Linked DNA regions of Homo sapiens: region 1 is linked to region 2. Evidence: chromatin contacts called from ENCODE Hi-C data. All regions are on one chromosome and are shown on one strand. Each heading gives the region's core, a stretch centred on a gene start or an enhancer-like site at or near the end of the contact. The rest is flanking DNA. Distances are from core to core; before and after follow the strand shown.

Evidence for each region. Hi-C counts contacts between places; a loop is a spot of excess contacts on that map. Pooled maps may share reads with other maps.
Region 1: a loop to region 2 is called in a map of endothelial cell of umbilical vein, with 6 times the contacts of the local background. The contact joins two enhancer-like sites. A Hi-C loop is called at or near these places in 2 of 168 maps with a recorded cell type or tissue (endothelial cell of umbilical vein and heart left ventricle), 2 of 37 single-sample maps with no recorded cell type and 9 of 50 pooled maps.

The regions. Positions count from the first base shown.
Region 1 is chr16:18,961,216-18,968,818 of GRCh38, reverse strand. No RefSeq gene overlaps it. Among named protein-coding and RNA genes, the nearest start is that of TMC7, 19 kb to the left of the region's middle. Within about 2 kb of position 6,243, at least 9 of the 41 ENCODE cell types and tissues checked have a DNase peak (open chromatin) inside an H3K27ac peak, as active enhancers do.
Region 2 is chr16:19,377,431-19,384,894 of GRCh38, reverse strand. The region is part of intron 1 of LOC105371114 (a long non-coding RNA gene); the gene reads left to right. Among named protein-coding and RNA genes, the nearest start is that of TMC5, 37 kb to the left of the region's middle. Within about 2 kb of position 4,399, at least 2 of the 41 ENCODE cell types and tissues checked have a DNase peak (open chromatin) inside an H3K27ac peak, as active enhancers do.

The sequences.
Region 1 (7,603 bases), core at 4,994-7,493, 420 kb after region 2:
GGAAAAGGAGTGAACAAGAATCCCTATCATATTCACAATCACCAAGAGGTAGCATCAATCCAAATGTTCATCAAAGAATGAATGAATGGCCGGGCACGGTAGCTCACGCCTGTAATCCCAACACTTTGGGAATCAAGGTGGGTGGATCGCAAGGTCAGGAGTTCGAGACCAACCTGGCCAATATGGTGAAACTCCGCCTTTACTTAAAAAAATACATAAATTAGTCAGGCATGGTGGCATGCACCTGTAATTCCAGCTATTTGGGAGGCTGAGGCAGGAGAATTGCTTGAACCCGGGAGGCGGAGGTTGCAGTGAGCCGAGATCATGCCACTGCACTCCAGCCTGGGTGACAGAGCAACAAGACTCTGTCTCAAAAAAAAAGAGAATGGAAAAATGAGCCTGGTGCAGTGGCTCACGCCTGTAATCCCAGCAATTTGGGAGGCCAAGGCAGGAGGACCATTTGAGATCAGGAGTTGGAGACCAGCCTGGCCAACATGGCGAAACCACATCTCTAATAAAAATACAAAAATTAGGCCGGGCGCAGTGGCTCACGCTTGTAATCCCAGCACTTTGGGAGGCTGAGACAGGCGGATCGCCTGAGGTCGGGAGTTCAAAACCAACCTGACCAACATGGAGAAACCCTGTCTCTACTAAAAATACAAAATTAGCCAGGCGTAGTGGTGCATGTCTGTAATCCCAGCTACTTGGGAGGCTGAGGCAGGAGAATCACCTGAACCCAGGAGGCGGAGATTGCGGTGAGCTGAGATCACACCATTGCACTCCAGCCTGGGCAACAAGAGTGAAACTCCGTCTCAAAAGAAAAAAGATAAAATAAATTTTAAAAATACAAAAATTAGCCAGGTGTGGTGGCTCACACCTGTAATCCCAGCTACTTGGGAGGCTGAGGCAAGAGAATCACTTGAACTGGTGAGGCAGAGGTTTCAGTGAGCCGAGATTGCACCATTGCACTCCAGCCTAGCAACAGAGCAAGACTCTGTCTCAAAAAATAAATAAGTAAATGAACAAAATGTGGGTTATTTGTGCAACGGAACATTATTCAGCCATAAAAAAGAGGCCAGGCATGATGGCTCATGCCTGTAATCTCAGCACTTTGGGAGGCCAAGGCAGGCAGATCACCTGAGGTAGGGAGTTGGAGATCAGCCTGACCAGCATGGAGAAACTCCATCTCTACTAAAAATACAAAAATTAGCCAGATGTGGTGGTGTGCACCTGTAATCCCAGCTACTTGGGTGGCTGAGGCAGGAGAATTGCTTGAACCCGGGAGGCAGAGGTTGTGGTGAGCCGAGATCGCACCATTGCACTCTAGCCTGGGCAACAAGAGCAAAACTTCATCTCAAAAATAAATAAATAAATAAATAAAGTGCTGCTACATGCTATAATGTAGATGAACCACAAAAGCTTTAATGCTAAGTGAAAGAAGGTAGACACAAAAAGTCGCAAATTGGGTGATTTCATTTATATGAAATGTCCAGAATAGGCAAATCCACAGACAGAGAATAGATTGGTGGTTGCCAGTGGAGGTGGAGGGGAGAATGGAGAATGGCTGCTTAATGGGTATGAGGTCTTCTTTGGGGTGATGAAAACATTTTGGAGCTAGATAGAGGTGATGACTGTTTGACATTGTGAATGTCCTGAATTGTACAGTTTATGTAATGTGAATTTCACCTCAGTTAAAAAGAAAAGAAAAAATTCCTGCCCTTATGGGTGCAGTAGCATGATCACAGCTCAATGCAGCCTCCAACTGCTGGACTCAAGCAATCCTCTGGCCTCAGGCTCCTGAGTAGCTGGGATTGCAGGTACACACCGTAACACCTGGTTAATTTTTTTAAGATGGGGGCTGGCTCTGTCACCTAGGCTGGAGTGCAGTAATGCAATCTTGACTCAGTGCAGCCTCGTCCCATCTCAGCCTCCCAAGTAGCTGCGACTACAAGTGCGTGTCACCATGTCTGGCCAATTTTTAAATGTTTTATAGAGATGGGGTCTCGCTGTATTGTCCAGGATGGTCTCAAACTCCTGGGCTCGAGTGATTCTGCCAAGGTGCTGGGATTACAGGAATAAGCCACCATGCCTGGCCCCTAGAGTTTGTATCCTAAAGTGGGAGTTGGGGGTGGGGGTGGGAATGGGGAGACGGACAAATAAATTGTTTCGCTCTAGTGTGGAAACTGCCCTGGCAGACACATACTAAGGGAGACACATACTAAGGGACTAAATTCCAGGTGGCAATATTGTACTGCAGAAGTTTCCCAGAAATTGGCAGAGCACGGTAGCTTACGTCTGTAATCCCAGCACTTTGCGGGGCTAAGGTGGGCCGATCACTTAAGGTCAGGAGTTCGAGACCAGCCTGTCCAACATGGTGAAACCCTGTCTCTACTAAAAATACAAAAATTAGCCAGGTGTGGTGGCCTCTAATCCCAGCTACACAGGAGGCTGAGGCAGGAGAATTGCTTGAACCTGGGAGGTGGAGGTTGCAGTGAGCCAAGATTGCACCACTACACTCCAGCCTGGGCGACAGGGCGAGACTCTGTCTCAAAAAAAAGAAAAAGTGGCCAGGCACAGTGGCTCACGTCTGTAATCCCAGCACTTTGGGAGGCCAAGTTGGGCGGATCACGAGGTCAGGAGTTCGAGACTATCCTGGCTAACACAGTGAAACCCTGTCTCTACTAAAAATACAAAAAATTAGCCAGGCGTGGTGGCGGGTGCCTGTAGTCCCAGCTACTCAGGAGGCTGAGGCAGGAGAATGGCATGAACCCGGGAGGCGGAGCTTGCAGTGAGCCGAGATCGCATCACTGCACTCCAGCCTGGACGACAGAGCGAGACTCCATCTCAAAAAAAAAAGAAAAAATAAAAAGAAGTTTCCCAGCAGTCCCAGGGGTTGAGTCCCAGCCCTGGCTGTGTGAGCAAGTCATATATTTGTATTAATTTATACACATGAGATACCTTCAATCTGCAGAGATGCAGGATGTCCCCGGGTCTTTCTGTTCTTTCTGATGTGTCCATCTCTGTCTATTTTCAAAGTCTTAAATCCTGTCCGCATTTCAACCAGTCGCAACCTGACAACTGTGTTGAGTGATGTGACTTTGGGATTTACGAGAAGCAGAAGGGCCTTTTTAATCTGCAGGATGCAAAGACAGGAAACGGGATGCTCACAGACCAGAGCCCTTGGCTTTTACATAACAGTTCTCATCTGCCTTGTTTTTGCTGTTTGTTTGTTTGTTTGTTTGTTTGTTTGTCTGTTTGTTTTGAGACGGAGTTTCACTCTTTTTCCCCAGGCTGGAGTGCAATGGCGCAATCTCGGCTCACTGCAACCTCCATCTCCCGGGTTCAAGTGATTCTCTTGCCTCAGCCTCCTGAGTAGCTGGGATTACAGGCGTGAGCCACCGCACCCGGCCTGCTTTGTGTTTGTTTTGTTTTGCTTTTTGAGACAGGGTCTCTGTTGTTGTCCAGACTGGAGTCCAGTGGCGCAATCTTGGCTCACTGCAGCCTCAGTTTCCCAGGTTCAAGAGACCCTTCTGCCTCATCCTCCTGAGTAGCTGAAATGACAGGCACGTGCCACCACACCCAGCTAATTTTTTTTTTTTTTTGAGACGGTGTTTCGCTCTTGTTGCCCAGGCTGGAGTGCAATGGCGCAATCTCAGCTCACCGCAACCTCCGTCTCCTGGGTTCAAGTGATTCTCCTGCTTCAGCCTTCCAAGTAGCTGGGATTACAGGTGCCCCTCCAAGGCCTGGCAATTTTTTTTTTTTTTTGTATTTTTAGTAGAGATGGAGTTTCTCCATGTTGGTCAGGCTGGTCTCGAACTCCTGACCTCAGATGATCCACCCACCTCGGCCTCTCAAAGTGCTAGGATTACAGGCGTGAGCCACCGTGCCCGGCCCACACCCAGCTAATTTTTTAATTTTTTCTTTTTTTTTTTATTGAGACAGAGTCTTACTATGTTGCCCAGGCTGGTCTCCAACTCCTGGGCTCAAGAGAGCTTCCTGCCTCAGCCTCCCAATGTGCTGGGATTACAGGCAAGAGCCAATACACCTAACCTGGTTTTTGCTTCTTTATGGGACTTCGGAGCATTGGTCTGAATGACCAGACCATGAATCTCAGGCCAGAGCTGATACTGAGAAGCTAATAAAGAAACTTGCCATTCTTAGTGGCACTGCAGATGTGTCAGCCAAACCCTACCCACAGATGTTCACCCCTAGAAAAATAGGGATCAGCTGGGCATGGTGGCTCACGCCTGTAATCCCAGCACTTTCAGAGGACGAGGCAGGTGGATCACCCGAGGTCAGGAGTTCGAGACCAGCCTGGCCAACATGGTGAAACCCCGTCTCTACTAAAAATACAAGATTAGCCAGGCGTGGTGGCACATGCCTGTAATCCCAGCTACTTGGGAGGCTGAGGCTGGAGAATAGCTTGAACCCAGGAGGTGGAGGTTACGGTGAGGCGAGATCACGCCATTGCACTCCAGGCTGGGCAACAAGAGTGACGCTCCATCTCAAAAAAAAAAAAAAAAGAAGAAAAGAAAAACATAGAATGTACAACACCAAGAGTGAACCCTAATGTAAACGATTACCTATAATTAATAATAATGTATCAATTTGGTTCATCAATTTTAACAGGTGTGCCACACCAATGCAAGATGTCAATAATGGGGAAACTAAAGGAAGGGGGGTGAAAGTAATATCTGGGAACTTCCTGGACTTTCTGCTCAATTGTCTGTAAACCTGCTGTTTCTGTAAAATTGCTCTTTTTAAAGTCTGCTATTTAAAAAACAATAGTATAATTCAGCTTGAAAAATAAAGGTAAAGGCTGGGCACGGTGATCACGCCTGTAATCCCAGCAATTTGGGAGGCAGAGGCGGGCGGATTACCTGAGGTCAGGAGTTCCAGACCAACCTGACCAACATAGGGAATCCCCATCTCTACTAAAAATACAAAATTAGCTGGGCCTTGTGGCGCATGCCTGTAATCCCAGCTATTTGGGAGGCTGAGGCAGGAGAATCGCTTGAACCCAGGAGGCAGAGGTTGCAGTGAGCCGAGATCACACCATGGCACTTCAGCCTGGGCAACAAGAGCAAAACTCCATCTAAAAATAAATAAATAAATACAAATAAATAAAGGTAAATAAATCAAGAAGAGGCCAGGTGCAGTGGCTCATGCCTGTAATCTCAGCACTTTGGAAGCCCGAGGCCGGCAGAATACTTGAGTCCAGGAGTTACCACCCTGGACAACATAGTGAATGCCGTCTCTACAAAACAAAACAAAACAAAACAAAACAAAACAAAACAAACAAACATATATATATACGTATATATGTGTATATATACGTATATATGTACATATACGTGTATATATGTATATATACATGTATATATGTATATATGTATATATATGTGTATATATACATATATAAATACGTGTATATATATGTATATATATACATATATATATAAAATTGGCTGCGCCCAGGGTCTCACTCCTGTAATCCCAGCACTTTGGGAGGCTGAAGCAAGAGGATCACTGGAGCTCAGGGATTTGAGACCAGCAACATAGTGAGACCCCATCTCTAGAAAATATAAAAAACCAGTTTGGCATGGTGGTGCACAGCTACTTGGGAGTCTGAGACGGGAGGATCACTTGAGCCTCGGAGGTTGAGGCTGCAGTGAACCACGATCACACCACTGTACTCCATCCTGGGTGACAGAGTGGGACCCTGCCTCAAACAAACAAAGCAGTGAAAGGAATGTAAAGACATCCTCCAAAATTCTCATTTTCTCATTATGATGCTTCAATGCTTTTATCCAACTATTAAATATCAAATTATTTCTAAATAATTTGGGGGTCTCCCCTGTTTTGCTACTGGCCCTAAACTCTATTGGGTAATCCAGCCCTGATACAGCTCATTTCCTTAGCAAACATTTATTTGCTCAACGAATATTTACATGTTGATATTTGCCAAGTGCCAAGCATTCTAAGAAGACAAAAGTTACCTAAAAAAAAATAATTTTATATATATATATATATATATATATATATATATATATATATATATGCCTTCAAAGAATTTACACGAGGGGTCAGGGAAATGACAAGCAAATTTCATTCTTGTAAAAACGAGCCCAGAGCCATCAGTACGTGGGGGATTAAGTGGCTTCACCACAAAGACACAGACTTGCTGGGACTTGAAGAGAAGCTCGTCTGCCAAGTAGGTGAGGGAAAGAGGAAAGGAATGCCTGGCAGAGTACAGCTGGGTGAGCGGGGTGTGCCCTCGAGTTCTGGGAGCTAGGTGTCACCCTGCTTGGGCAGGCTGGATCTGTAGTTAGAGGTGGAAAAGTGGGCAGAGACCAGATCTGGGGGCTTCCAAAAAGCTCCTTCTTAGCCGGGTGCAGTGGCTGACGCCTGTAATCCCAGCACTTTGGGAGGCCGAGGCAGGCAGATCACTTGAGGTCAGGAGTTGGAGACCAGCCTGACCAACATGGTGAAACCCTGTCTCTACTAAAAAAACAAAAATTGCTCAGGCTTGGTGACGGGCACCTGTAATCACAGCTACTCAGGAGACTGAGGCATGAGAATCTCTTGAACCTGGGAAAGGGAGGTAGCAGTGAGGCGAGATCATGCCACCACACTCCAGACTGGGTGACAGACTGAGACTCTGTCTCAAAAAAAACGAAAGCCTCTTCTCATAAGTTTACTCTACGTGAAGGTAACCGAGATGCTCTTAGGCAAGGGAGGCTCCTGGTCAGAAATAAGTTGTTTGGGAACACGAAATGTCCCCTGGCAGCTTTGGAGGAGGCCGGACTGAAGGCAACTGGACCAGATCCAGGGCTATTGCTGCAAGGAAGGCGTGACCCAGAAAAGGAGCAGAGGAAGGCATGGATTTGCCAGAACATGGAGGTGGAACCGACAGGACTTACTGATTGATCATAGGTCCGGGAGCATGAGAAGGAGGAGGCAGGCTGATTCCCAGGTTCTAGATGGTCACTGGGAGGATCCTGGGTCAGGAAACCAGGCAAGGAGCTGCAGGAGGGAAGAAGGAGATGACCATTAGGTCTGGGACCCACTGAGTCCCAGGGCCTGTGGATGTCCAGGTAGAGATGGCGAGTCAGCCACTGTGTGGGCAGAACTGGAGTTCTAGAGAGAGGATGGGTGAGAATAAAAGCAGGGACTGTGCTGTGGGTTTGAGTGTCCAGGCAGGAGACAATGGAAGGACTGCAGCAGTGAGATCACCTTTGCAAAAATTATGACAGGGAGAAAAATCTGATATAGTTGATTCCATCTTGCTCCTTTTTTTTGTATACAATTTTTTTTTTTAATTAACTGGACATGGTGGCACACCAATAGTCCCAGCTACCTAGGAGTTCAAGGATGCAGTGAACTGTGATCACACCACTGCACTCCATCCTGGGTGACAGACTGAGACCCTGTCTCAAAAAAAAAGAATAAAAGTAAAAATAAAAAATAAAAAGAGCCTGCACCCTCCATCTCTCTCTTGCTTTCTCTCTCTCCATGTAATCTCTGCACACAGGAGCTCCCCTTTCCCTTCCACCATGAGTAGAAGAAGCCTGAGGCTCTCACCAAATGGCTAGTCTTCCAG
Region 2 (7,464 bases), core at 3,150-5,649:
GCAGGAAGTGCTGGGTCTTCTCTCTAAGGTCACTGCACAGTCACCACTCGCCTCCATCACATTCCATCTTCCATACGTGGAACAACTGGGTTCCACCCATCCCTTTCCAGATCTGCAGGCTGGGACTGGGGGTGGGGAGGTGGCCTCCAGTAAGGAAGGGAAGAGGGAGGAATTGTCTCACAATAGAAATAGCCATCATTTCCTGACACTTCCTCTGTGCCACAGACTTAAAGATCATTTTTTAAAATTTGAGCATGTATTAGTAATATGTCTATTTAGTAAAAAAAAGGGGTAATCAGTAAAATTTTCCCTGCCCTTGTCCTGAGATGTATGATGCATTTACAAACATATACACATATATTCTTGGTTTTTTAACCCCAAAGGTGGCTTACCTGGCATCTTGTTTTGTTTTGTTTTGTTTTGTTTTGTTTTTGAGACAGTGTCTCACTCTGTCACCCATGCTGGAGTGCAGTGTCATGAGCATGGCTCACTGTAACCTTGAAATCCTGGGCTTAGCAATCCTCCTTCCTTAGACTCCTGAGTAGCCAGGACTGCAAGCATGTGCCACCATCCCTGGCTAATTTTTACTTTTTTATTGTTTGTAGAGATGGGTGTCTTGCTATGTTGCCCAGGCTGGTCTTAAACTCCTGGACTCAGACGAACCTCCTGCCTCAGCCTCCAAAAATTCTGGGGTTATAGGCATGAGCCACTATGTCTAGCTTCCACCTTGCTTTTTCACTTCATAATATACCTTCTATAGGCTGGGCGCAGTGGCTCACACCTGTAATCCCAGCACTTTGGGAGGCCGAGGCCAACGAATCACGAGGTCAGGAGATCGAGACCATGCTGGCTAACATGGTGAAACCCCGTCTCTACCAAAAATACAAAAAATTAGCCGGTGTGGTGGCGGGCGCCTGTAGTCCCAGCTACTCGGGAGGCTGAGGCAGGAGAATGGCGTGAACTCCGTAGGTGGAGCTTGCAGAGAGCCGAGATTGCGCCACTGCACTCCAGCCTGTGCGACAGAGACTCCATCTCAGAATATTAATAATAATAATAATAAACCTTCTATAAATATAATTTTCTATATATCTACATATAGAGGTAATTGCTGCACAGATGTGTCAAAATTTATTTAATCCATCTCCTATCGATGGAAATATAGGCTGCCTCTAGGCAATTGTTCTTGCCACAGCCCTGAGACCTAAGCTCTAGTCTTATATCCTCATTTTATGGATGAGAAAACAGGCTCAGAAAGGTTGTGGCATGTGGTCCAGCTCACACAGGAAATAATCGGAAACCAGGTTCTCATCCAGTGACCTTACCCTTAACCACAATGAAAATAGCTTTTATTTTGAGCCAGGAAATTACTTACCCACACACATAATTTTCTGTTTTAGAACAGTTTTAGATCTACAGAAAACCTTTGAGGATAAGATAGAGACTGCGGCCCGCAGTCCACCACGGTAGGGCCATGGGGAGTGCTCATAGGGAAGGTGTTCCTGGCATCCGAGGGTGCACGGAGGGAGCCGGGTGCTATAAGCTGTGCCCGGTCACTGCCGCCTCCCACCCTCAGCGCCGGGTGCTCCCAGCTCTGGGGGATAGCAGGTGGTAAGGGTATCTTCCTTATTCCTGCTCCCTCCTCCAAAGTGTCCTCATCCAACCCAGACGGAGCCAGCCGACATCTCAGCTAGCCTCTCAGCCAGACTCTCAGCCAGCCAGCCTCTCACTCAGCCAGGAAGACTGCCCGCTAGCCTCTCGACCAGCTTCTCAGCCAGCCCACCAGCATCTCAGCGGGCCAGCCAGCCTGCTGGCAAGCCTCCAAGACAGCCACTCGGCCAGCCTCCCAGCCTACCCCTCACCCAGCCTCCCAGTCAGCCACTTAGCCGGCCAGCCATTTAAGACTGAGCCCAATCTCTCTCCCATTGCAAAATTTCATTACTATGTTCCCTATACCTATCATGATGGTCCTGAAAAATCTGCCTTACCGTATTTTAACATGTGCCATTGAATAATTTTTTCTTCTACAGAGGTAGATGCTATTATTAGAATCACTTTATAGAGGAGGATAAAGAAGTACAGAGAGTACTGTCTCAGATTCCCTGTCTCAGGTGCCCGGGCTCATGTACAGTCTCAGGTGCACTGCCTCTCTCTTTAGCCAGCTGGTTCCCCAGCCAACGGTGCACCCTAAATCCCCAGGGAATGACAAAGTTGAGAGATTGGGTGAGGCTCAAATGCCATGGATGTTTTTAGTTATGAAGAGCTCAAGTCATCTCTAAACCTCCCAAAAGCCAGGGGTAGTCATTTCACAGAGCAACCAGTATGGTCCTTGAGGTCCCTCAGGCATGAACCTGGCTGTTGACTCTGGGTCTATTATAGAAATTCCAGATGAGAACTCCACTTTCAAGGGCAAGCACCAAGCCCTCACTGCCACTGGTAAGCCCTCTGTTCTTATCAGCAAGCTGTGAGATTATGCAGTTTTTGTGTTTGTTCTCCTTGTGGTAGATGATTTCAAATTACATGAGAATAATTTATGACCAATTTGGGTTGCATTATTCAATCAGGATTGCAGGGGTGGCAGAATCACCAGGTCAGCTCAGGCTTTGGGTATTTCTTTTTTCCTTTTCTTTCTTTTCTTTTTTTTTTTTAAGACATGGTCTTGCTCAGTCTCCCAGGCTGGAGTGCAGTGGCATGCTCATGGCCCACTGCAGCCTCCACCTCCTGGGCTCAAGCAATCCTGCTACCTCAGCCTCCCTAGTACCTGGGACTACAGGTGTGCACCACCATGACTGGCTAATGTTTGTTTTTAGTAGAGACAGGGTTTCACCATGTTCCCAGGCTGGTTTTGAACTCCTGGGCTCAAGCGATACACCTGCCTCGGCCTCCCAAAGTGCAGGTGTGAGCCACCATGCCAGGTGGGTATTTTCATTAAAAAAGGCAAAAGCCCTTGCTGATGGGAGCTGCATCAACTAAAACATGAATTCACCATAATTGGTGATTTTTGCCCCCTGAATCCTAGTCATAGTCCAAGTGAAATAGCAAGACACAAACAGGGGCATTGGCCAACAGCCTAGTTCTGAAGGAGATGGAGCAGATGTGGACACGTGGAGTCAGGCTTCCAGAAGTCATCAGGTGGATGTGTGAAGTCAGGCTTCCAAGGCAGCTCACGCGCATGGCTGTTGGCTGGGGGCCTCAGTTTCTCACCACACTGATATTCCCACAGGGTTGCTTCAGCGTCCTCACAACAGGATGGCTGACTTCCCCAAGAGAGCAGCTCAAGAGAGAGCAAGGAGAAAGACACAACATCTTTAATGATCTATGCTTGGAAGCTATATGTTGCCACTTTTGCAATATCCTACAGATCGCTTAGCTCCATCCAACATGGAAAGGGATCAGACACGGGCATCATTGCCAGATGATAATCCCTGATGGTCATCTTGGATGCTGGCCACCACAGTTACATTTGAGGTGAGTGTGGCAGGAGCAGAGCACATCTGGGGCAGATGTGGCAGGAATGAAGGATGGAAAAGGAGCTAAGGTTGTGAGTGTCTATTTAAGCCAAAGATGAGAGTTCTAGCTGGGAATAAACAGACATTACTAATATAAGAGTGTGACATTATCATGTTGGCATTTTATTTTTATTTTATTTTATTTTTGAGACAGGGTCTTGCTCTGTCATCCAGGCTGGAGTGCAGTGGCACAATCATAACTCACCGTAGCCTCAAACTCCTGGGCTCAAGTGATCCTCCATCTCAGCCTCCTGAGTAGCTGGGACTACAGGTGTGCACAACCATGCCCAGCAAAAAAAAAAAATTTTTAATCAGAGTCTTGCTCTGTTGCCCAGGCTGGAATGCAGTGGTGCAATCATCACTCACTGCAGTTTTGACCTCCCCAGGCTCATGTGATCCTCCCACCGCAGCCTCCCAAGCAGCTGAGACTACAGGTGTGTGCCACCATGACCAGCTAAGCTAATTTTTGTATATATATATATATACATATTTTGGTAGAGATGTGGTTTCACCATGCTACCCAGGCTGGTCTGGAACTCCTGGCCCTAATGCCTGCCTTGGCCTCCCAAAATGCTGGGATTACAAGCATGAGTCGCTGTGCCCAGCCTCATGTGCTCATTCTGAGGGAGATATTACAGGATTTGGTGATTGAATGAAGGAGGAGGAGGGAAAGGAAAATATTTCTGATGACAGTGAGGATTTTAACATGTTATGGTTTCAGAAGACACCATCACCCAGGGAGGCTTGAATATATCACCTGACTCAGTTACTGATATGCATCTCTCCTTCCTTAGCAAATGTGAAAACCTCAATTTTTTTTCTTGTTACCCTGCTCTTTCAGGCTGCTCTCCACCCCCAAATGTACTGCCAGCTGCTGTTTATTTAGGAAACGAAAGCTAATTTTAGTGTTAGCTTTAGCCAACCCTAATCTCGAAGCAAATCAGCTGCAAGTACAAGGGGCTTCAGAGTCAAACAGAAATACCTTTGGACTTACCTGCTGGACAAAGTTATCTCAATACTCCCCAGCACCGCTCTACTATGGATCTAAAAATAATGATTTTCCCTGCTGAATTTTGAAAATATCATGTTCACTGTATTTGCTTTATCCTCCACCTGGGATGCTCTTCCTTCAGTTCTCTGCTCAAATGTCATCGTATCAGTGACAGATGCTGAACTCCTTATGTAAACTAGCACCCCACTCCACCTTCTTGGGTGGAAAATCAACCACTTTGATTTTCTTCATAGCACCAATTGCCGTCTGACAAATGACATATTTACTTGGCAAGCAGTTTATTGTATCTCCTCACCCCTTTCATAGATTACAAGCCCCATGAGGGCAATGACCTGTGTATTTTGGTCACTGCTGTATCCCCAGAGGCCCCTGAAACAGTGGAATACCTCAATTTCTATTTGCATAATGTCATCCAGGGCTGGCCAAGGTGGAAGGCCTGGGATATGAAACCTTTAAACAAACTGCTGGTGGCAATGTTGCTTGAAATCAACTTTCTGAAAAGTAATTTGACTTGATACTCTCTTTAAAAAAAAATTAAGGTCAGGTGCAGTGGCTCATGCCTGTAATCCTAGCACTTTGGGAGGCCAAGGCAGGAGGATTACTTGAGCCCAGGAGTTCAAGACCAGCCTGGGCAACATAGTGGTACCCTGTCTCTACAATTTTTTTTTTAAATTAGCCCAATGTGGTGGCATTCGCCTGTGATCCCAGCTACTTAGGAAGCTGAGGCAGGTGGATCATTTGAACCTGGCAGGTCAAGGCTGCAGTGAGCCATGTTTGCACTATTGCACTCCAGCCTGGATGACAGAGAAAGACCCTGTCTCGATTTTAAAAATTTAATATTTTTAAACTTTTATTATCTTAAAAAAATTATATATATATGTATATATTTTGTGTGTGGAGACAGGGTCTCACTATGTTGCTCAGGCTGGCCTCAAACTCCTGGCCTCAAGTGATCCTCCCTCCTTGGCCTCCCAAAGTGCTGGGATTATAGGCATGAGCCACTGCACCTGGTCTTACTTTTAAATTTTTAATTAATTTATTTATTTTTAAGAGGTAGGGTTCTTGCTATGTTGCCCAGGCTGGATTTAGACTCCTGGGATCAAGAGATCTTTCTGCCTCGGCTTCCAGGGTAGCTGGGACTGTGGTGTGCAGCACTGCACCTGGCTGGTTCTATTTTTTTTTTTTTTTTTTTGAGACAGAGTCTGGCTCTGTTGCCCAGGCTGGAGAGCAGTGGCACAATCTAGGCTCACTGCAACCTCCATATCCCAGGCTCAAGCCATACTATCACCTTGGCCTTCCAAGTAGCTGGGACTACAGGTGCATGCCAGCTAATTTTTGTAATTTTTTTTTTTTTTTTTTTTGTAGAGATGGGGTTTAGCCATGTTGCCCAGGATCCTGGGCTCAAGCGATCTGCCCACCTGGGCCTCCCAAAGTGCTGGGATTGCAGGTATGAGCCACCACTCGCGGCCTTGATTCTCTTTCTATATGTTTATCCTAAGGATGGAATCAGCATTGTAGATAAATATTTAGAACAGAGGTTGGCAAACCTTTTCTGTAAATAGTCAGATTGTAAGTATTTGAGGCTTTGTGGGACATAAGGTTTCTGTTGCAACTACTCCACTTTGCCTTGAAAGCAACCATAGACGCTATGGGAATAAATGCACGTGGCTGTGTTCCAACAAAACAGGCAGCAAAGTGAATCTGGCCCACAAGCTGCAGTTTGCTGACTGAGATTTAGAACAAAATGCCGATTATAATGGCAAAGATTGTGAATGTCCTAATTATTCAACAACTGGGAGTTACTTAAATTATACAGCATCCACAAGATAAAAAAGAAGTTACAGCCATTAAAAATGGTATTTTCAAAGAAATTGTAATGAACTAGTGATGGGCTCAGAGCATAATTATGTCAATGAGAGTCAATTTAGCCATTAATTAAGACTCTGAACTCTGGAGTCAGAGAAATTGAAACTTCAAACTTGAGCACTTTCTAGCTGTTTGACCTTAAGCAAATTGTTTAACTTCTGGGAAACCTTTCCTTATTTAAGAAATGGAAACAGAAATATTATCTATCTTGTAAGGTTGTTGAAAGATAATGCATAGATCATATTGCTTAGCATACAATAAGTGCTTAACAAATCATTGTTTCCAAGTGGGGAATTAAAAATGGAATTATTTTTATAGGTTCGTGGATTTCAAAGCTGGAAGGAAACCTTGTAAGTCCCTCAAAATAGGTGCTCAGTAAATGTCTCCCAGTCTGTTTCTAAAAGGCAAGGGAAGGACTTTGATTGGTTCATTGAGTGTCACATGACCACACTCTGGCCCAATCATTGTGTCAGCAAGTTGAAGTACTATGGTTCCTCTCAGACTTGCTCTTCGACTTGTGCCTGCAACAGGCAGGGCAGCAGTACAAACTGGCCATGGAGCACAAGATTTCTTTTCGAGACAGGGTTTTGCCCTGTGGCCCAGGTTGGAGTGTAGTGGCACAGATTACAGTTCACAGTAATCTTGAACTCCTGGGCTCAAGGGATCCTCCCACCTCAGCCTCCTGAGTAGCTGAGATTACAGGTGCCTGCGCCCATGCCCTGCTCAATGTGTCTTTTCTATAAGCACCCACGTGCTTATAGACAATGACGGTGATGGCAGGTGAGTCCCTGCCTTGGTTAGTTTACCAGTCCCTGTCTGGTGGTCTTTTGGGAACTTTCCAGACTTTGGCACATAGCATGGTAGAGCATTTCCAAAATATATATCCTGGATCGCACTTCTTATCACGCTTTGTGCTCTGGGGTGCTGAGTGTCTGTTTCTTTCTGTCTTTGTTCCTTTCTTTCTTTCGTTCATTCATACACACACACACACACACACACACACACACACACACACACACACACACACAGGGCCTTTCTCTGTCACCTAGGCTGCAGTGCAGTGGTGCAATCACAGCTCAC